Linked DNA regions of Homo sapiens: regions 2 and 3 are each linked to region 1. A link is a loop called in an ENCODE intact Hi-C map of the cell type or tissue named here. Cell type or tissue: PC-3. All regions are shown on one strand. Links, peaks and the distances in the headings refer to the core of each region. The heading gives the core; the rest is flanking DNA.

Region 1 (7,881 bases), core at 1,988-6,987:
GGAAAATACCTATTAAAAATGAATGAAGTAAAAAGTTTGCCTGGCTTCTTCTGACCTGAAAACACACCATTGCCTTGGGAGCAACTCCCATCACGATAGATTATCGGTGAGTCAAGCTGCACATTTCCCTTTTTCTTCCCTTAATTTCAGATTGGGCAGCTCAGGTGTGTGCCAAGTATCTGCTCCAGCAAAACCCTCCCTCCAGCTTGTCAGAGTGGCTATTGTTACTCAACGGAAGCTCATGATTCAGCAGGTACTCAGCGTGTGGTCTCTTAGGAAACGGCTGCAGGGCACCTGAATGATTCACTGCTGACTGACCGCAGCTCCAGCCAGCAAATGCCTCCTACAAACTAACTTTCTCCAAGAGTAGCAGGGTGGACATGTGTCCCAGGGCCAATAATGGAATGACATCCTCAATTAGATTGGTCCCCTACCCACCCCAAGAAGTCTTAGGCATTTATTCGGGAACACAGGTTGGTGTATGGACATTGTCTTCAAACTAAATTACAGGACAAAAGTGTGCGCCATTGCCATAATGAAAAATGTCTGGCTTTCTGCCCCTGGTTATTTCTTCATAACCACTCCAGCATAAAGGACTAATTCGAGAGCAAGACCCTCCCAACATCCATGCATGTATCCACCTGTCCATTAGCCAATAACCAGTTACGTTATCTAGTTTTACCTGAAAACCTTGTACCAAATGCTGAGGATACAAATATGGCTAAGATCAAATCCTGAAGCACTCAAGAACTCATCAAGAACTCAGTCATATGGGATGATCAGCTTTTTAATCTATTAAGTGTCCTATAGCAGTAAATATCATACAGAGGAAGTATGAACAAAATGCTATAGAGGAAGAATTGGGTGTGAGGAAAGAAATAAACTTTCACAGGGGGTGGGGCATGTGGAGTTGAGTGTTTCTTTCTCTGTCTCGTTTTTAAAAATAATTTTGATTATGTGTATTTAAGGTACACAACATGATGTTATGGGATATATAGAGGTAGTAAAATAGTTACTGTAGTGAAACAAATGAACATATCCATCATCTTAGGTAGTTACCCTCTTTTTGTGTGTGGCAAGAGCAGCTAAAATCTACCAATTTGGGAAAAATCCTGAGGACAGTACAATATCATCAGTGTAGTCCCCTTATTGTGCCTTAGCTCTAGACTTGTTCATTCTGTATAGCTGCTGCTTTGTTCCTTGGACCTACATCTCTTTATTCCCACCCCACCCCTGGTCCAGATAACCACTGTTTTATTTTCTATCTCTGTATATTTGACTTTTTTTTAGCTTCCATATGTAACTGAGATAATGCAAATTTTTTTTTCTGTGTCTGACTTATTTCACTTAGAATAATGTCCTCCGGTTTCATCCACGTTGTGGCAAATGGCAGGATCTCTTTCTTTTTAAAGATTAAATAATATTCCTGGCCAGGCACAGTGGCTCACGCCTGTAAACCCAGCAATTTGGGAGGCCAAGGCGGGTGGATCATGAGATCCAGAGATCAAGACCATCCTGGCCACACCACAGTTTCCTCATTCATTTGTCTGTCAAGGGACACTTAGGTTGTTTCCATATCTTGATTATTGTGAATAGTGCTGCAGTAAACAGAGAAGTGCATATATCTTTAAAGGTGATGATTTCATTTCCTTCGGGCATGTACCCAGAAGATAGATATTTAGGCCATAGGGTAGATCTATTTTTAATGTCTTTAGGGAACTCCATACTGTTTTTAAGAATGGCTGCACCAATTTACAGTCTGACCAACAGTGTACAAGGGTTCCCTTTCCCCACACTGTTGCCAACATTTAATATCTCTTTCATTGTTTGATAATAGCCATCCAAACAGGTGTAAGGTGATATTGGACTTGGATCTTGAAAGGTGAATAGGAGTGTGTCTGGCAGAGGAGGAGGTCAGGTGCATCTCTGGCTTAGAGACCCACATGACCTTTTTTTAAATTTTTTGAGACAGGATCTCCCTCTGTCACCTAGGCTGGAATGCAGTGGCACAAACACGGCTCGCTGCAGTCTCAACTTTCTGGGCTCAAGCCATCCTCCCACCTCAGCCTCCCAAGTAGCTGGGACTACAGGTGCATGTCACCACTCCTGGCTAATTAAAATAAATTTTGTAGAGACAAGGTCTTGCCATGTTGCTCAGGCTGTTTTCAAACTCCTGGGCTCAAGCAATCCTCCCGCCTTAGCCTCCCAAAGTGCTGGGATTACAGGCGTGAGCCACCGCACCCAGCCTCACCTGATCTTTTGTTGCTACTCTTTGGGACCCCTGCTCCACAGTGAATTGGGGTATAATTCCTAGTCAGCAGGTTCCATCCCCAAGCAACTTAAAAGGGCACAGACACATTTAGTTATAGACATGGTTTTGTTATAAAATAAGTTTCTCAACCTCTTCAATAGTGGTTACACTTTTCCATGCTGATGTTTTGGGTGAAAATTATCCTTCTGCAGTCACTTACACTCTGAAACCTCAGTGGCCTCCTAAGTTTCTGCTCCAACTCGCTTCACTGAATAATGGGAGTTACCCCAAGCACCACCATAGTGGTGCATTTTTTCTCTTTCATGACTTTCCTAACTGACTTAGCTGTGAGTGACAGCACCCATCCTCTTCCTCATAATTTACTGCAGTGCTGCAACCTAGAGTCAACTCTCCTTTGTGATACACCTTACCAACCCTGCTTTCTCTGCACAATTTCTTTCTGCTACTCTGCTCCAACGCTATCCCCACCTCACTTTGGGCAAGTCCTGCCTAGCTGAGGCTTCCTGGTGATCCATCTTGACTTACAATTAAATTGGCATTTCAAGATCTAGCTATTTTTTTATGTTGGGAAATGGGGATTGCAGTCTGAAGCCAACACAAGGAAGAGAAAGGAATTGTTTTCCACATTTGTGTCAGTTACACACACAAGTAATTCTACTCCCATTCTCATGATTCATCTCTGAATACCCTTTCAAAGGCATCACATATACTTTCAGGGAGTAGCACAGACCCATAAAACCTGTGTGTGTGACTCTTTCTTTCTCTCTTTCACTTCTTTCTTTCATCTGTGGCTCTAGTCATTTGCATACATTTCAGAAGCTGCCCAAGAGGGAGAAACAATCAATTAACTCTGGTGCGCAACATTTCTTTTCTCTTATAACTGTGACCTGTTTATGCTTTAATCCCAAATCTGCCTTTCAGTTGAGCAAACTGGTATCACTTAACATCAATAGCAGCTAATAGCAGATGGAGAGAGATCAGTAACAAACATTCAAATGTCACTCTTCTATGTGGATCAGTTCAAATGTGTACCTGAGACATTTTAGCTTGATCACACAAAGTGAATATAGACCAGGGAAGCATTATAATTGATGAAAATCTACGACTTTGCTATTTTATGTTAATTCACAAATTCCAATTTTAATGACATTCAGAGAGTTAAACAGAAAACATTTAAGTAACTACCAATCTCAAATTATTTTTAAAAGAAGGAGTATCTGTACAGATGAAAGAAAGCCAACATTGATTTGAGATTTTATTTTGGTTGGTTCATGTAGAAGCCGTGTGTGAAAAAGTTCCAGACTGGGAAACCCAATCTGACCAGATATTTTCCAGGCCAGATATTTTTATGATCAAAAAACAGGATGCATGATTTGATACAATGCCTGATAACAGGACAGAATACTTGAAATACGAACTATTGTGAAAAACACAGGAGTCTTGAAGTGGGCCCATGAAGAAGGTAATTCCATTTACTGTGAATGTGGGTGGCTGAGGCCTTCGACAAGGAGCCCTCACCTCTGCATTCGCTTTATGACTGAGTTTCTCCTGAAACAGTGGAGAAGCAAATGCAGTGAGGATCTAGGTGATTCCTAAAGGAATGCACTGTGGACGAAGTTCTGGTTAATTGTTGCAGATGTTAGCTTTGCCTTATTGTAGCAGGTTTGACCAGAGACACAAAAAGTAGAAGGTGATAGAATAGACCATCCATCATTCACATCTCTGGGAAGATAAATTTCAAAATTAAAAGGATTATATTCCTCTTTGGTTTCTATTGAAATACCTTTCACTTTTTGCATTTTATTTTAATACAAACTGATACCTTGTTGAAATTTCCAAAAACCTAGATAAAGTCCTAATTCTTTTTTGGTCACATGGAGAAAAAAAAATTCTCAGACTTGACATATATAATTAGGAAAAGACAGACCCTTTAAAAGCTAAATGCAATGTTTATTTTTAAATGTCCGAGGGTTAAGACCTTGCTAGCAAGTTTTTATTGCTGAGCGACAACCCTAAGTGAGAAATGTGGTTTATAATGGAAATGCAGATGCACCGCCTTAGTTATCAGATTGCCACCAGGCACCAGCGTAATGAAGGAATTTTCTTATTTTTGCACAATGAATACTAATTGAGGTAGCAGAAGGGAGTGTCTGGGTGGCCACACTGCAATAAACTGGTGCCATCTAAAGGAGAGGAGAGAAAAACCACCCAAGTGGTACTCGCAAAGGAGACAGGATAGGTACGCTCTTCTAGTCCCTGGACAGCCAGATTTCTGCACTTGAATTTTTAACAGAAAACACAAAATTGAATTCTACCATGTTACTAACACAACTGGTTATCAGGTGGAGTTAGGAATGGGACAGATGTTGCCAGTTTTTCTGAAACCCATCTCTATACAGTGAACTTCTCATCTGTCAGCCTGTAGAGGAGTGATTAGGTACCATTGATTAGGCATGCCAGATGAGAGGGAGACGAGGAGAAAGAACAGGGCAGAGAAAAAGGCGGGAGGGGTTGGGGGCACAGAGAGGAAAAAGGGAGGGAGAAAAGAGGGTTGGAAAGTTTATTTCGTGCAGGATATTTTGCTTTCATACAAGCAATATGAAATTTCACCTTTAGTTTTCACAAACTATTGCATTTGTCCATATATTCAAGGAAAGTGAAACAGAGAAGTGCAATAAATGACCCTCAGATGGGACTGTTGGCAAGCCACAATGCTATTCTAGCTGCTTCCAGGACCATGGCGTTTCTGCAAGCATGGGGTCATGAATGGAATAATGTGGTGGCTATTCTCAGAAAAGGAAGCGCTTCATTCTTGAGGTTTCACCAGGACAGGGAGTGGAGAATGCCCCTGAAGGGCACAGCCAGGCTCCCTCCAGGGGCTCTGGAGTACAGGAGAAAGGGTTGGAAGGCCTCAGTTTCTGGGCAGGAGTGGGGAGTTTGCCCAGGGGCCCGTGTCTCAGATGAGAAAAACATCTCAGATGTCTTTTGTTTATTTCATAGAATCAGCCTGTCTAGGCTGGAAGAGACCCTGGCATGGTTATCACTGCCCAGTGAGCCAACAAGCTGAAGCTGCTAATGTGAGATCAAGCTGGTTAGCTTCTGGTCAGCCTGGGGCTCAAGGCCCAGGCCCGGAAACACGGTGTTATTTTCAGACCTGAATAGCCTGCATTGTGGAAGAGTAGAAGGTACCTTCCATGCAGGTGGGGGCAGCTAATCCTTAAGTAAACTGCCTCCTTTCCCCAGGCAAAGACGGAACTCCCTCCACTAAGCCTGCACTCCCTTGGTGACCCCATGGGCCAGTCCTGTGCTGTCTGTTGGTGCCTCTCAGTGCCAGGAGGATCCCTGGCTGCCTGGACCTGGTACCCAGAAAGTTCTTGGTGAATGCTTTTGGAATGAATGAATGAATGAATGTGGTGTCTCCCTCTCATTACCAACTGGAGTTTAGTTTTTCCATAGAAAGTGTTTCACATGGGAGTTAGACTTGGACACTCACTCATTCGCCCCTCGTATCTGGGTGGGGGGTGGGCAAGAAAGTTCCTGTAACCCACTGGGGCAGGACAAGGGAGGGGATTTGGGCCACATACCCCCGAAACCAAGGACACCGCCTACCTGGGAAAGGAGGGTCTGGGTAGACCTCACATCCAGAAAGTGGAAATGGGAAAGAGAGCACCTGAGGGGTGGGTTGGGGTGGGGAGAAAGAGTAGAGCTGTGTCTCTCGCTGGACAGAGTCAAATGAGACCCAAGTCATCCAGCCAGGAAGCGCATTCTCAGCCCGATCTCAAGATCTGACATGATGACCTGAACAATTTTAGAGACCAGCTGCTGCCAGACAGCAGACACTCCGATTGCTTCTGCATCCAGAAAGTACCTCGGTGATCTGAAAAATGGGTGGATTAATAAAGAAAGAGGTAGAGGCATTTTAAAGGATTTTAGGTTTCAGGGGATGGCTTGGAATGAATCAGCACAGTGATGAGGTTGGCATTTCGGGGAGAGTGGGGTTGTGGGAAGGGGGCAGGTGACCTGAGCCAGGCCCTTAAGTAACATGGTCTAGTTGGGGGTTGCTTAGCTACAGGGGGAAGGTGCTTGAGAGAGACCCCTCCCTTAAGGAGAGGACCTCCCAACCCCTCCCTACCCAAGAGGGCCCTTGGGGTGAGAGGAGGGCCGAGAGCAATTTACTCAAGTATTGTCTTCATGGTCTGTCATCCTCCCCTTTCCCTACCAACTCCCCCAAAATAAGTCCAGTGGGTGGTTTCTATTCAGTGAAGCATCCAGATAGTCCTGGTATGCAGTTGGCACTCAAATCCCACTGAATGAATGAATGAATCAATGAACAGGGTCAGGTTAGGCTGCCCTGCACAGATTCTAATCTTGTGATCCCTTTTGGTTTCTAAGCAATAAAACACTCTGGGGACATACACGTGTATACAGCACACACATGCTTTCTCAGATTTCTCTAGAAATATTAGTTTTGCCTATTAGTCCCAAGAAATGAAATGACAAGTTATATATATGTCAAAAAAGGGAAGCACATATTGCATTTATGTGAATATTACCATATATAAGTTCAGGCACCACTGGGAGACTTAACATTGAGTATTCCCATTAAACAGACTTGGAGAAACAAAACACACACATACACACACACACACACACTCCTTCACACTCACAGTTCTGGTGAAAATTGTTGCTTCACCCCACTTTCATGCCTTTAAAATGTGATTTTCTGATGCATCAAAAATTCATGGGAGGACAGGAGAATAAGAAAGCCCCTCTGGGATTTTAACTTTAACTTTGACAAACTATCTCAGTACGATGAGGTCCTTTTCATAAACCAGGGCAAACTTGGACCTTGCTGTTCTGTTTCATGGCAATATACGGGAAGCAAATGCCACTTGGTAACCAAAAGGTATTAATAGATCTCAAAATACATGGACTTGCACTGTCGCTACACCCTGGAGATCTGGTTAACAGCATTGAATGGGTGTGGGATTTGAGGCTAAATACAGCATTTCCAAAGTAGCTGACATTTCCAAATGTGGCAAACCACAAAAACATTCCTTGTGTGAAGAGCATTTTTCTACAACCGGAACAGGGGCAACTGAATAATTTTAGTCATTTTACCAACCCAATGCACCCGTCACAAAAGCTCAGGTGAAGGAATGCACAGCTATTTTGCAATGATGGTCTGCAATGCTGCCTTGTGTGTTCCCCAGCTGACTCAGTTGTACCATCTAGACACAGCCAGCCTATATGGAGCTGGGGTTTTCACCACAATTCACTAAAATAATGGGCGACAGGCATGAGTGACTGGGGCAGGACTCCTTGCCTTTCACATGGGTCAGCCTCTCTGACGAGTGAGCCCAGGTGCACTGTCTCCTACTCGTTTATTAAAAGAAAGAAAGAGGATATAGTATTTCAGCTTCTTACAGATTTAAAACGGAAGTGATTCAAGTCACAAGAAAAGTACAAACACGTTGCTTAACCGAGTGAGTATATTCTGAGAAATGCATTGTTAGGCTATTTTGCTGTTGTGTGAACATCATGGAGTGTACTTGCACAAATCTAGATGGTAGAACCTGCTACACCCCCAGGCTATGTGGCATTAGCCT
Region 2 (7,881 bases), core at 1,865-6,864, 67 kb before region 1:
CACAGCAGTGGTACAAGATCCTTGCAACTTCTGCCCAGTGAGGGGTTCTTCCAAGGGGTCGCCTTTTCTCTGAGCTCCCATTGTGGTGGACACAGACTTTGCCAGGTCTGCACTGTGGTCCAATGACCCTTCCAACTTTTTCCTTCCTCCCTTTTGCTTTAACACTGTTATCCCCCAATAAACTCTGCACTCCCAATTCTATCTCAGTGTCTGTTTCTCAGAGAAACCAATGTGCAAGAGTAACTTATTAGAAATTATGTTCCTAATATTATTTATGAGGAATTGATTGAAAGTAGTCCTTTCCATGACCCTAAACTAGTTTTAGAGATTTGCTTCTCTATTTATAACCTGCAGTAAATGCCAGCAGTTTAGTCTGCTTAGAGGGAGACCCTTCTATGTTAGACTCCCTAATGAGACTCGATAAAACTTCTGGGAAAAAAGCCTTGAGTACTTTTAACCTTGTTTCTTGCCTTGATCAAGCATTTTCCTTTTAACTCCTTCCAAACACAGGTAACACACTAGATAGCCTGTTCTCTTTCCTAAATACCAAATCTTTATTTACTTGGCAATTTAGAATTCGCTTCACTCATATAAGCTCATTGACAGTCGCTGCAACAGATAACATAGAAAATAGTCTCTGGTAGGTTGCAAGGAGATTCACGGGGCCCAAGCGACTTGTCCAAGTTCTTGCTCAGAGACATTTGAAGATGGGAATTTGAGGTTAGTTCTTTCAAAACTAGGTTCTGAACCCCAAAGTCCTTGTCCAGGTAAGGATATGCTCTGAATACTGTCATCTCAGGCTGAGGCTGACAAGGTCTCTATGCAGCCTTTAGTTATAATGCAATGGTTTTCTCCTGAAAACACGTTAGTCCACAAGGAAGGTAATTTTCAAAGAAGGCATTGGGTCCCTAGTGATGGCATTGGCTCCTACCTTCCTCCTGGAGACTGCGGTTGGATGCTCCTTTGACATGCCTCATCCCGGGGCATGCTGGCCCTGTTCTATTCACCGTGGAATCAACAGCCTCCAAAGAGCCACGGTGTCTTTGCCAGATGTACTTCAGAGTAGAGATTGTATAAGAGCCAAGCCAGTCTGCTTTCAAACTTAAAATACACACACAGACTCACACACAACCCTAAGGCAGAAATGTACCAGGATCCTACTCCAGAATGTCTCTGGATGGGAATAGGCTGAGACTCACTTGGCCTTTTCACCAGCACAATAAGGGCCTGGCAGGAGCCACATCAGAGCCCTGAAAGAGAGGGATGCCTCTTAAGCTGACAGGCCACCAGGAGGGCATTGCTTTTAATTTAACGTGACAATGTAGTAATTACAAGCCTTCTCTAACTCACTTGCCTGAAGGAACAAAGGAGGATTCTCCCTGGAAGAATGTCAAGGAGTCAGATGGATACGCCCCCTGTTCCCTGGCCTTTTCCAAGCATACCCCACCTCCCCGTGCCCTGTCCTAAGCCAAAGGAATAGAGATGTGGATTCATTTCTTCATACACAAAGACCAGGAATAAAGTGGCTAAAATTAAATGATTTTCTTTCTACCCTGAGAAGAAAGTCACAACCCTCTCTCTGTTGCTCAAACTAAGGAAAAATACAGTGTGGTCTTTAGGAGTTCAATTCAAGTGAAAGGAAACACCCATGCAAATACACATTCACACACATGCAGAGAAAGCCTGTATGTTACACCATCTCTTACTTCCTTTACAACAAATTATCAACCAAAAAAACAAGAGCCTTGTGTCAATCACATTACTAGAAATCCACCCCGATAAATATGTCTTGGGCCACACATTTTTCTCAGGGTAACCGACTGGGTTTTCATGAAGGATTTGTTGAACTGCATAGTGTGTACGAATGATTGCCCCAAAGCTCCAAATATTTATGGCCAGGGCCAGCAGCAGGCGACAACATCTAACGCTGCACTTGGCAGTCTGGCCCCCATTATTCTTGACAATGGGTGGATGGAAGGGAGAACTGTTGAACTGTTTACTACTTCAAGACATTTTAAAAGGTAATGAGTGTACAAACAGCATGGGAAAAAGAGCCCTCTGTAAGGTGGCTTAGAGTCAGGATAGAAAATTCAAACAATATTAGCCTCAAAAAGTCAACATTAGACACCCTTCTACTAAGGACCTACAAACAAACAGAGTTACTCTGTACACACACTCACACATGCAATTCCACGCCACTGTGGCTTTCACCTTCTCAAGCCCTGGGTTCATACGTGCATTTGCACAGGACTTGGAAGTTTTCGGAACGGAGGGGTTTTGTCTCCTGAGAGCTTTCAGCATTAGGACTCGTGCACCTGGCTTGTCCAAGGCAGGTGAGGGCAGGGAGAAACCGAAATTCAGGCCAAGACTGGGATGTGTTTGGCCCTAAGACCAAGCCACACTCCTGTGTGTGGACCAGGAGAGGCTGTTGGGTTTTCCATGACATCACAGTTCATCGAGACAAAGTGCTACACAACAAACACCTCTTGTGCACAGACACCCTCATCCTACAGAATTAAAAGACAGAAGTAACTCTTTTGAAAAGTCAATCATTAATAATGGAAAGAAATCCACCATCTTGTCCTCTTCTTCACACAGACCTAGAGAAGGCAGGTACTTGCTTTCCATTCAAGCATTGAATATGACAAAGAAAATAAATTCTTTCTATTTTTTCTGTTTTGTGAGAGTTAGTCTCCCACTATTGAAAGATTGCCCTATTTCTGTTCAGCCAAATCTGTGCTTCTTATTCAAGGGGGACACTTGGTTACTCATACATCTATCTGGAAACAGGAGATTGATTTCAGAGGATACTTGGTTTTCCACTCCAACATCAGGAGTAATCTACACTCTGATAGGTCTTGTGTTTGCATGGCCTTCTAATTCTTTGCAAATAAAACCTGACAAGAGCTACACACAAGGAAAATTGCCAAAAAGATGTGCATGGGAAAGATTGTGCCTCCCCCCAACCTCTATTTCCTGAGTTTACCCCACATATCTTATAAAATCTAAAACAGTGTTACCTGTGCTTAAGGGTTTTCATAGTTTTGAAAAATGAAGTCGCTCTTTGTCATAACATCTCAAGAAGAAGTAAAACAAAAAACAGAAAGGATATTCTTCAAAAATACATTTTCCAAATTAAATTGATCACAGGTTTTTTCAGCCTGTTTTTTAAATGAAATTATGCAAAGAGGGAAAATTTAATATTGCAATCAATAGAGTCCCACCCTTTTATAATGCCAGGTCTTAGCTCCCATTGATTTTTTAGCTAGCTGCATAAACTTAGTTATGCACAATAAGAATTTCATGCTACAAAGAAGAGAAAATGACTTTTTCCTCTTGCAGTGAACAGTAAGAGCAGTAATTGTAATCTCACAAAATAGAAGTTTTATTCTCAGCCTTTAGAAACTATAGAAGGGGAAGGCAGTACATCTTCAGACGATTTTCACAGATACATATGTGTGTGTGTGTATGTGTGTGTGTGTATATAAAGCAGAGACAATTTGTAAAATTTGGAGAAAAAATATAGTGTCTTAGTTTTGACAATGACAATGTGGTATGATCAAGTTTGCTGCAAGGAGGTGTTTCAAAGATTATTTTTATTATGACACACATTTCCCCAGAAAATTCTCTCTAGCAAAAGGCATCTCTAAAAAAGAAATCCTCCTAATTGTGGTTGGCTTAACGCCTCTCCAGAGTAGGTCAATAGCACACCCAGCGCAGGTGGCCCACCGGCCGCTCCCCGCCTGGCGTCTGATAAAGCTAGTCTCTTCCCTGGATCAAGGTATTAAGGTTCGGGTTATTTGTATTGATTTTATGTGCCACTATGCTGCGCTAGCCATGCTCATATCTGTGGTTCACAAATTCCTCTTTAAAATGTCACCGCCATTTCATTTCCTCTGCATCAATACTGCAGCCAGAGGGGCTGCTTGTTAACCTCCGGGGCTGTAGTCTTATCAGATGCACTAGGACACTGCATATTCCCAAAGTTTTCACAGACATCAACAATGCAGGGGGTGGGTGGGGATGAGACTCTTCACAGAAAAAAAAAGGGAAAAAGAGAAAAAAAACAGAAAACTTTTAACTATTTTTCTTTTGATGTTCAGAAGGATTTTCCCTCTTGCCCAGGAAACCCTTGGAAATGGATCCGCCCTCTAGCGGTTAACAAGGGAGCTGAGGAATAATGGGATTTGACATCATTGGAAAGCACAGCCACACCCAAAAACAGGTGTGTGCACAAGAATTTCTGAACACAGATTTTACCAGCTACACCCACACCCTCAATTCTACTTGAAATTAATCTTAAAGAAATTTTGAATTTGCTGATAATTTGAGATCAGTAAAGATTTTCCCTGAAAGTTCTAAGGTAAGTCTTTCTCAGTGAAATAGGTAAACTAGCCATCTAATAATTGTAAAGATACTTTTCCTCCTCAGCATAGAGTAAAACTAGCCTTAACTGAAATCCAGATGGAAATCTACACACAGGCACAGTCATGACTCTATTTATCAGTCTACGGTGATCCTTTAACAAACATGCAGCGGGGTAAAAATAAAACACATGTTTTCCCTTATTTCTCTGTAAGCGCTTACTTAAGGTTTTATTATATTTGGCCATGGGACATTCAGTAAACTTACTGATGATATCAAAGAATGATTTTACAAACAGTAAAAGTTACACTATTGACACCTCCAAATTCTGGAGTATTTACATTGTGTTAGGTGCACACTTGCTCAGGGAGATTAACAAACATTACTAGAAAGGCTGTGGCCAAATCCACCCTAGTTGTTTATAAAACCTTTACAACTCATCAGCTTCCACTAACACACTGGCACTGTTCAATTACCATCAGTGTTAGAGAGCCTTAGCAAAACATCTAGTGCCCATGTAAATAGACAAATCTGAAAACTAGCTGGTCTGTTGGCTTACATACTGTAGGTAATGTTTTCTTTTGCTCAAATTTGTTCTGGAAACTAATCACGCTCTGATAAAGCCATCTGCAAATATGAGAAAGATTGACACCCACATGTCAAAGTTTACACAGCCTGACCAAGTGTACATATAGTGCAGATGATGTGAGGGCTCCGCTGTACAGAGCTTCTCCGGGGCCATGTTGGAATGGAGCTCTGGTTGAGAATGCAGGTACCACTATCTACATTAAAGCAAAACTTGCCAGTTTCCTTGCCAAGCTAAAACTCTTCCAAAAGGATGGGTGCTTTTCTCCATGTTCATCATGGAGTTTTAACTTCATTCGCCCAGCATTACTAGTCTAGGGCGATGGAATGATTATCGCTTAGCGAATTCCAAACCCAATCGCTTTTCTACAAGTCACTAAAGCTTTAATTTGTCTAGAAAATGATAGTAACTTATTGTTCATATGCTAGAAAGGATAGCATAAATATCAATAGGAGTAATGATATGAAATGGCATTTGTCTAGAAAGTCACAAGTTAACTTTTTACTGTGCATGGCCTAATTTGCAGGAAATGCTTTATACATAGATTTGTCCACCCATGCTCAAAGAAAACCCAGAATAAAAACCTGAATATAAAGCAGATGGATTACCAAACATGACTGAACACAGCGAGGAATTCATCTTCATTTTACTTTGGCAATAAACGTTTCTGATTTAGAGGTACCTGGAACAATTCTCTTTTTCCTGGTTGTTGTCCATGTTTCCCAGAAATATACCCAGTGGATCTATTGCCTGATCCTGATCCCCCCTCTTTGGTAACACAATGAAAACCAACATCAACAACTATGTGGAAGGGTTTGTTTGTTGTGAACTTATTTTGACTCCTGATGCTCATTCCTTTCTAAGAGCTCTGAAGTCATATGATTGAAATTTTATTCTTGAATTTTCTTAGGGATCAACTACAAATTTTCTCATCATTTCCAGAATGTAGCCTAATAATTCTTTGAACGATATGGCAACATTTGCTTCTTCCTAGCCTTCTGACAATTCTCATGATTGGTTTCTCTTTTTACTTATCAAGTAAAACCCTAAGATTTCATCTGCCAGATCTTTCCATTTCCATTGTAAAGTTGGACAATTTCTTAGCCCTTCACCAATTCTGGATTTTTGAATCTCTCCTTCAAATTTCCAATTTAAAAATCACTCTTCTTGATAGATTATTAAATCTATATCCAGTAATGGGTTTGTCACTTCTTTGTTTGTCTTTATCTAAATGTAGCAAAATAAACCCATCTGGTGGTTCTTAGATTTTAGTTTTTTGAAAGCATCTAACTAACACCTAGTCATTGGTTTCTTTGAAACTCTTTGATGGCGACATAGTTCTGTGTCTGTCTCTGTCCATCTTTTGTGTATTTTAAACAGCACAAAAGAAATCTCATTGTCCAGACACAATTGTTTAGATGCATTTATCTTTATAAACATATATATTCCAACGTTTTTCAAAATAAAGTCTTATGATCAACAACTCATAGGTCTTACATAATAGCAAATTTTCATGAATAGGATATATACCTAATTAGCTGCCCTTGTTATTTTAAATACTTACTCTATTTACCAAAAATCGACTGAGCCAACCTGCCAACTTGTTTTTAAGGGCACATGATTATATTATATCTGTGTATATCTCTTTCACGTTTGCCCAACCATTTGAGCTGCCTTTGATCATAAATATCATTTCTAGAATCCCATAACCTCTTTTGTATAGTAGTTAGCTACACACGTTGATATGAAATGTGCAATAATTTTACAATGATTCTTGTCAAACAGAAGCCTTTTCTACCTTAGATCATAAAACTTAATTTCCAATTTCCTCCTCCCAAAGAAGAAATGATCTTTGCCCCCAAGTGGATAATTGGATCATGGAGGCAGGTAATAGCTTAACAGTTACTAGGTAATATTACCTTAGAGGAGGTGGTTAAGGACAGGATAATAACTCTGGCTTCTGAGGGGATGGGTGCAAGGGGAGCGGCAAGAACTTCTATTTGTTGAACATTTGTGCTGTGCCAGACACTGGTCTGGTGACCTTGTTATTGGCACTTAGCTCATCCATTCTCCACTTGCCTCCTAATTTCTTCTCATGCCACTCATTCTCTTGCTTCATGCCCTTTAGTGGTTTCCAATAGTTCTTAGCACAAACACCAAGCTCCTTTGAGGCCTGGTATGGTTTGGCTCATGCCGACGTTGTCAGCCTCAGTTTTTTGTCTTCGTCTCTTTGTTTTCACTGCCTCACTGCCACTAACCTTCTTTCCTTTGGCCACAACTGTTTGGTTCACCTGGGTATCCCAAGCCCAGTCTGTTTCTGGCACAGAGTAGGTGCCAAATATATATTTCTTGGGTGAAGGAACAAATAAGTGAATGCATTTAATCCTTTCAACCATCCTAGGGTAAGGAAATAGAGGGTTATATGGATTCGGCCACATGCCTGAGTCCCAGCTCATAACAAGGAGAGGTTAACAAGGTCTTAGCCACGCTATTTAAATTGCTCTCAGAGCCTGCATCAGATCCATGTTAAAACCCTTTTGCAGATGAAGAAGCACACACGGTTGAACTGGCTGCCCAAATACAAGGGAGAGATAGTGGGGAATATGCCCGCTAACTGCATCCTGAAGCAATTTTCTTTCCCCTCAGATGTGTTTACCACCTATGGTGTTCCTTGAGAGGTTTTATTTATCTGTGGATTTTCTTTGAAGGAAGGCAGCCAGAGGAGGTTTCTTAGAAGCCAAGGTGAGAATTAGTAAGATGCATTGATATGGCACCTTTTATAACACTGAAAAATGATCATTAGACTCACTCTCAAGGATGAGGGATTTGCATTTGGCTTGCGTTGTGCAAACAGGGCTTTTGTTGATTTATCAACAGGACTTCGCTTGGGGTTTTGGATTGGATTCCAGAGGTTGGCACCTACGCTCTAA
Region 3 (7,881 bases), core at 1,607-6,606, 100 kb before region 1:
GTCATATTCCGTTGGCCCATCAGAGGTCACCTGCAGACATCTCCCTACGTATGGAATACATCCTGTGGGGAGAGTGTATGCCCCAGTGGCTGGGGTGGCCAGAGTGGTGGAGAGTTGACACATCCAGGAAGCATCCTCAATCAATGAAGGACAGGAGTTGGTGGGCAAATAACCCAGCTTCCCTTTTGCTCGTGGACAATCTTGGAGTGGGCTTTGCACAGTTTCTCACTGGGTTCCCTGCAGGGCCGAGCTCCCGTCTCCCACAGCGATGAACTGATCACACACACCTGTCAGTGATTGTTTTCTCTCCTCTCTCCTCTCCATTGCCACGTTTCCTGGGATCACCTTCCACATAAACAATTTGCACTCAAATTCTTGACTTAGGGGGTGTTAAACTAAGATATCCATTATTTTCCCAGAAAATGAGACTATGCACACTACACATCCCTCTTTCTCTTTTGATTCAATCCACTTTAACAATTATAGGAGAATGTCCATATGAATTAATATCAATACTTCACTATCAATATGTTAACTTGACTTGCATTATGTGGCTCATATAGCCATTTAATTGCTGATTATCCCAATGAGAGATTCAGATCACTTTGCCCCCCAAATAACAAAATAATATTCTATTTTATCTTCTTTGGGCACATTGAAATACATTTAATTGAATGCATGCTTAGTCAAGAGCTTTGCCTCCTTCAAAGCCAAAGGTTGTATTTTAGACCAACTGCATGTGGTGGAGGAACAAAGAAAGATTTTTTTTTTAATTTTTTAAATTTTGCCAGTACATAGTAGGAGTATATATTTATGGGATACATGAGACATTTTTATACAGGCATACAATGTGTCATAATCATAGCAGGGTAAATGGGATATCTATCACCACAAGCATTTATCCTTTCTTTGCATCATAAACAATCAAATTATGCTCTTTTAGTTATTTTTAAATGCACAATAAATTATTGTTGACTGTACTCATCCTACGGTGCTATCACATACCAGCTCTGATTCATTCTAACTATATTTTTGTACCCATTGACCATCTCCCCTTTCCCACTCCCCCACTCCCATTTTCCAACCTTTGGTAACTATCATTCTACTTCAAAGATGGAATTTTTAAAAAGTAGAGTCAACTCTAACCTTATGTACAAATCTGTGGTTGAAGAGCTTGTGATCAAATGGAATAGAGAGGTTATAAACTGTGTTCATGCTACCTGTATGAAGAGCATTTAAAAAAATAAAAGCCGATGACACTATGGAGCTGCTCATTATGTTAAAACTGATAACATTATTTGAATTGGGTGCCTTCCACATTCTAACATCCAGGACCTCTGAAATCATCAGCTTTTCCTTCCTCTGGAGAGTTTTCAGATCTGGGGCTAACCTCTGCCAGGATGAAAGTACTTAGGCATTTCTTCATACAGCAGTGAAATGCCATACACTTTCTCTCCCTGAGCTGTGTTTTTTTGTAGTACATGTTGTGCCTTCTGAACTGCTTCTCAGTGGCAGGAACCATATTACATCTGTCTTTGCTCCCTCTAGAGCCAAGTGCTCTGCAGTACATAGAAGGTGCCCAGTAAAATTGAGGGAGGATGGACAATTTCCTTAAGAATGAAACCAGGCCACAAGGTGCATGAAGTAGCATGCAATGGCAAGCTGTCACTCCATCCCGAAATAGTGGCCACACAATCACATCCTTCTGGGATCTATTGATCCGTCTGTTGTTTCACTTCCAAGTCAACTTTTGCTTCCTCATTTGCTAAAAAAAAAAAAAAAGATAGCAATACAATTTGACATCATCCAATATGCCCTAGATGTTGTAAAGATCAATTGGATATGATCTTTAAAGGTATTTTGACGCTGGAGAAAGGGAGATATGAGAACCATTGGCAGTACCATGCATTTAGTGTAATACGTTTACTGGCAATGCCTTTATATATCATCAGCAGCCATCAGCAAAATTTTCATGTGTACAGTTCCTAGAAAAAAATCTCTGCTCTTTAATTCCCTCAAACTTTAAAATCTCTATTCTTTATTAAGCCAGGTTTCAAAGATGCTGATTTGCTTGTTTTCAACTACTCTTAAAGGACAATGGTGCATTTGTGGTTTATGTTTTTGAGAAGGCTAGTGGTAAGATGGTAGCACAAATCTGAAGAACATTTTGAGCACGCTGGAGGCCAAGCATAAAATCAGAAGGTTGGGATATCTCGTTCTTGGGAGGGTGGTGATTTCAAATAAAAGAACCGAATTTGGGAGACCAATGTGGGCAGATCACAAGGTCAGGAGTTCAAGACCAGCCTGGCCAATGTGGTGAAACCCCATCTCTACTAATAATACAAAAATTAGCCAGGAGTGGTGGCATGCGCCTGCAGTCCCAGCTACTCAGGAGGCTGAGGCAGGAGAATTGCTTGAACCCAGGAGGCGGAGGTTGCAGTGAGCCGAGATCGCACCACTGCACTCCAGCCTGGGCGACAGAGCAAGACTCCATCACAAAAGAAAAAAGAAAAAAAAAAAAGAACTGGTAGCTGGAAGGTTTTAATGTGGTTCTCATTCACCCTAGCTCCAGTCATGTTGACACACAAGCTACTTACCATTAAGGATGTTAAGGTGAGGTTTTCTATTTAAAAAAATTGCTGTCAGGGACACCTGCATTTTACTTGCTGAGTGGAAATATTAGAATATACCCGTGGGTGACTCTCTAAGCTAAGTTTTGGAAAGAAAACACCCCACTGATGTTAGGGCAAAACAATCCATCCTTGGTACACATCCAAACAAACAAAAAAAAAATTCAGCTTAGCTTTCTAATTTTTTTTTTTTTTTTCCTAGCTGGGGGAAGGATGACACAGGGGAAGAGAGGATTATGGGCTTTATAATCACACATTTCCTAGCCTTGCTTCGCTGAACTCAGGCAGATGCTTTGCAGAAACGTGCAGGATTCCAGGCAGGTGGGTGATCAACCAGAACAAGGCCTAAGGAGTGGGGGCACAGCGGGCAGCAGGAGGGAGCTCAGGGGGCAGGCAGGCTTCAGGTTGATGGCAGCACCTGGGTCCAGGCTGGGCTCTGGGCTCTGCCAGGGAGCCTGGAGCCAGGGGTCTCATTAGTACCTGGCTAGGACTGCAGCCGGCTGATGGCAAATACAGGCTATCAAAGCCCTGTCAGCACTCCTGAATGGGACAAAGAAAAGGCGCATTAATGATTAACTCTGCTAAAAGCTCCGGCTTTTGTATTCCCATGGTGCCTGGCCTATCTGGCTGCCATGTGACCGGCCCGGGCCATTTTCTCGCAGATTGGGGAAAGCTAGTGAGCAAACACAGGTGGTTCTGTGTCGGCCGCGCTGTCAGGGACAACCGCGGACAGCACCAGCTATGCCTGGTGAAATTAGCTGCTGTGTTTGCCTCCAGTTTTGCTTCCTGGTGCTCTTACTTTCTAAGTCGAATGTCATTTTGCCACTCATTTTCAACTATTCACAGGAGGTGCTAAAAAGGGGGAAAAGGCCCCCACGCAAAAATGGGAAAGGGAGACACACAACATCATGTTCTTTGAACTCTGCAATAACGTTTGGCGACCAAAGGCGAGGGCAGGGTAAACTAATTAAAACCTCTCAGGTCTTTAACTTTCTGCAAGAGCAAATTTATTCTTCTCAAAGGGAATTATTTTAGTGATCCTGACCAAATAAGCAAGCTACAACAATGACGTCATAAGCCTGCTGGCATGGACCCAGCTCGGCTCCCTGTGCCATGGGGCCTGGAAGAACCTGCTTTTTAAAATGGGCCGTGGCACTAGCGCCCACCCGTACAAGCCGGGCAATGAGAGGGTGCCCTTCCAAGTCTGACCCTGCCTATTCGTGGTTCAGAGTCAAGGTCCCTCTAGTGGCATTATTTGTTTAAATGCATTTCTTCCTTGGTCTACATCAGACAGACCTTCTTTTTCCTGTTCAAATATTTATATGTGTGTATTATTGCACGCGGCTTCAACTGCTCCCAATCACACCAGCGGCCATAAAGCACAGATTATCAGCATGAGGTGATAAAGGCCCTTTGAGTCAACACCAGAAATGAAGAGAAAATGAAATAAAGTTATAAAAAGAGGACAGCATAAATGTCTACAAAGAGTATATCAGTCTGCAGATATTCAAGCAATTAGCTACAATAGGAAAGACATTTTATCCAAACTAAAGTACCGCTGACATGATTAACAACGTTTGATATTTAAATATAACATTCTGCCAGATTCCCAGTTAAGAAAGAGGGCACTTGCGAAGTCTTTGGATTGGAATGCAGTTAGTTCAGTGTTAGTGAATATCAGCTCAAACACAGCCGTGGTGTGTGCTGCGTTGCTTTCCAATGGACGCTGACCACAGAATAAATGTGAGCAGTCTCTAGCCCCAAATGGCAGGGTGAGGCTGCTGTAATCTCTCAGCGCTGTTGGTTTGAGGTTTGTAGTGGTGTTTATTCTTGCTCCTTCCTCGTGGTTCCTAAACTTTTGATTTTTGTGAAATGAAGGAAATATGGTTATAGGCCCCAGCTGCAGGGGAGACTTGGTTGCCCCTGGGTATAAGCACCTCAGTGTGGATTTCCATGTCATCAAGCAATTTTAGCAGATACATTTTTTTGAAGGGGGCTGACAGTAATTGGTTTTTCTTTGCAAGTGCTGATAGGCAGGCAGTGGTGTCACTCTTGCCCGAATTACTTAGAGCACAAGCATCATACATAAAAACCCTTTATTTATTTGTTTATTTATTTATTTCAAACCAAAAATAAACAATTATGAAGAGCATGTGGCCAAAATGAAAACTCAGCTTTTGGTTTATTTCCAATGCCTCCTTGCTCTCCAACATCTTTATGTTGTTTATCAAAACCATAAGTTAGTTCTGTGAAAATCAACATACTGACAAACCTTTAACTAGATTGACCAAGAAAAAGAGAAAAGGTGAACACCATCAATCAATACCAATTTTGGCCATATCCCGGGCAATAAAACAAATCTCAAAAAATTATAAGAATTGAAATCATAGAGAGTGTGTTCTCTGACTGCAATGTAATAAAAATAGAAATTAATAACAGAAAGATAAGAGGAAAATCTTCAAATACTTGAAAACTAGACAATACACTTCTAAATAACACATAGGTCAAAGAGGAAGCTCCAAGTTAAAAAAAAATTGAACTGAATAAAAATGAAAATATACATCAATGTTTGTGGTACACAGCTAACGTGGTGCTAAGAGAGACAGACATTTATCATTCATAGTACTAAGTGCACACATTAGAAAAACAATTCTCAGCTCAATAATATAAGCTCCTACCTCAAGAACCTAGAAAAAGAAGAGCAAATAAGTCCAAGGCAAGAAGAAGGGATAAATTAATAAAAATACAGTCAGTACTGAATGAAAGTGAAAGCAGAAAGCAATAAAGAAAATCAATGAAAAAAAGAGTTGATTCTTTAAAAAGATTAATAAAACTGACACACCACTAGCAAGACTGACAAAGAAAAGGAGAGAAGACACAAAATACCATCTCAGGAGTGAAGCAGGAGAAATCACTACAGACCTTCCAGACAGCAAAGGATAGAAAGGAAATACTATAAACAACTCTACACACATAAGTTTGACAACTTAAATGAAATGGGCAAATTTCTTGAAAAAAAAAAAACGTAATTTACCCAATATGAAACAGAAAATTTGAATACTTTTATAACAATGAAGGAAATTGAAATTTTAATTTAATAACTCCCCAAAAGAGAAGTCTCCAATCCCAGATGGTTTCAATGGAGAATACTACCATATGGGTACAGCAGAATTAACACCAATTCTATACAATGTCTTCCAGAATAGAGAAGAGAGAAAACACTTTCCAATTTATTTTATGAAACTAGTATTACCTTGATACCAAAACCAGACAAGGGCAGTTCAAAAATAAAATTATAGACCTTCATGAATGTAAACAAAAAATCCTTAACAATATATTAGCAAATAAAATGCAGTGATAGATAGAAAGAATTATACACCACTACCAAATGGGTTTTATTCCCAGGATAGAAGGCAGGTTTAATATTGAATGTTAATCAATGCAGTTCACCATACTAATAGATTGAAGAAGAAAAATCACGTGATTATATCAATCTACAGAGAAAAGCTACTTGACAGAATTCAGTGCCCATTAATGATAAAAGCTCTCAGAAAAATAGGAAAAGATGACATCCTTAACTTGACAAAGACCACTTACAGAAACCTACACCTAGGATTACTTAATTGAGAAATACTGAACACTTTTCCTAAGATTGGGAACAAGGAAAGAATGTCCACTTTCACCACTCTTATTCAACATTCTGCCAGAGCTTCTAGCCAATGCAACAAGCCAAGAAAAGTAAATAAAAGACATACATATGAGAAAGAGAGAAAGAAAACTGCGTTTATTTGTGGATGACATGTTTGTCTATATAAAAAATCTGAAGGAATCTGTAGGAAATCTCTTAGAACTAATAAGTGAGTTCAACAATGCAGAATACAAGATAAATATAAAAAGGTTAATTGTATTTTTCCATACTAGCAATGAACACATGGACACCAAAATTAATATATAATATAATTTACAATTGCTCAAAAAAAGAGAAATGCTTAGGTATAAATGTAAAAAAACATGTAAAGGACGTTTATGCTGCTGCCTACACAATGCTGGTCAAAGAAACCAGTGAAGAGCTAATTGAAATCAAGGACACATCCTGTGCTTATGAGTTGGAAGCCTCAACCTAACAAAGATGCCAGTTCTCCCCAGATTCACATACAACTTTAATGCAATTCCTATGGAAATATCAGCAAGATGTTTTTCATAGATATGAGCAAGATTATTCTAAAATTTATATTGAAAGGCAAAGGAACTAAAAATAGATTAAACAATTTTGAAAAACAACAAAGCAAAAGAAATCAGTTTATTGGATGTTAAGACTTACTATGTAGCTAAAGTAATCAAGACTCTGTAAAACTGGCAAAGAAATAGACACAGAGATCAATGAAACAGAATGGGAAACCTGAAAATAGACCCACCCAAGAAGTCCCAGAAATTTTTGCACAGTTGCAAAAGAGATTCAGTGGAGGAAAGATAGCCTTTCCAACAAATGGTGCTGAAGTAATTGGACATCCATTGACAAAATATGAACCTTGACCTAAGACTCAAAACTTGGACAAAAATTAAATCAAAATGGACTATGGGCTTAAATGTAAAATGTAAAACTATAACATTTTTAGAATAAAACTTAATATTAAATCTTAGGGATTTAAGACTAGGTAAAAAATTCTTAGACTTCAAACCAAAAACATGATACATAGAAAGGAAAAACATAAATTTGGCTTTATCGAAAAAACTTTTCCTTTATGAAAGACTTGTTAAGAAGATGAAAACGCAAGCTATAGACTGGAAAAACAATAATTGCACACCACATATTCAGAGAGACTAAAATATACAGTATATAAAGAACTTTTGCTACTCGGGAGGCTGAGGCAGGAGAATGGCTTGGACCCAGGAGGTGGAGGTTGCAGTGAGTCGGGATCACACCATTGCACTCTAGCCTGGGCAATAGAGAGAGAGAGTCAACAATAAAAAACCCCAACAATTCTATTGGAAGTTAGGCATGAAAAGACATTTCATGGAAGAGGATATGTAAATTGCGGATAAAAAAATTAAAAGGTCATCATGGATTAACTAAATCATTAGCCATAAAAAGATGCAAATTAAAACTACAGTTAGGAATAGTAACAATGACGAATGCTGTTGAGGATGCAGAGAAACAGAATCACTCTTCGACTTCTAGTGTGAAGGTTAAATGGCACGGCCGCTCTGGAAAACAGTTTAGCAATTTCATTGAAAGTAAACACATTACTAC

The links. A loop is a pair of places that touch in the nucleus more often than their neighbours do. Peaks named below come from ENCODE experiments on the same cell type or tissue, not always from the same donor. Only the 100,000 strongest peaks of a DNase experiment are listed, where the experiment ranks them.
Region 2: a loop joins it to region 1, with 3 times the contacts of the local background. A loop is called at or near these places in 10 of 110 quality-filtered maps.
Region 3: it touches region 1 in a loop (2.9-fold over the local background); 2 of 110 quality-filtered maps call a loop at or near these places.

The regions. Positions count from the first base shown.
Region 1 is chr20:22,382,768-22,390,648 of GRCh38, reverse strand. No RefSeq gene overlaps it. Among named protein-coding and RNA genes, the nearest start is that of LINC01427, 100 kb to the right of the region's middle. RefSeq lists enhancers at 1-530, 1-668. In PC-3, for the core only: a CTCF peak has its summit at 4,453 (motif pointing left); a DNase peak (open chromatin) is centred at 2,958; H3K4me3 peaks cover 311 bases; H3K27ac peaks cover 1,705 bases.
Region 2 is chr20:22,449,733-22,457,613 of GRCh38, reverse strand. LOC105372562 (a long non-coding RNA gene) reads left to right here. Exons shown (of 4, transcript XR_937337.3): 3 at 4,126-4,363; 4 at 7,829-7,881. Among named protein-coding and RNA genes, the nearest start is that of LINC00261, 120 kb to the left of the region's middle. RefSeq lists an enhancer at 797-1,611. In PC-3, for the core only: CTCF peaks have their summits at 3,963 and 4,163 (motif pointing left); a DNase peak (open chromatin) is centred at 4,173.
Region 3 is chr20:22,486,369-22,494,249 of GRCh38, reverse strand. No RefSeq gene overlaps it. Among named protein-coding and RNA genes, the nearest start is that of LINC00261, 88 kb to the left of the region's middle. In PC-3, for the core only: CTCF peaks have their summits at 3,678 and 3,880 (motif pointing left); a DNase peak (open chromatin) is centred at 3,869.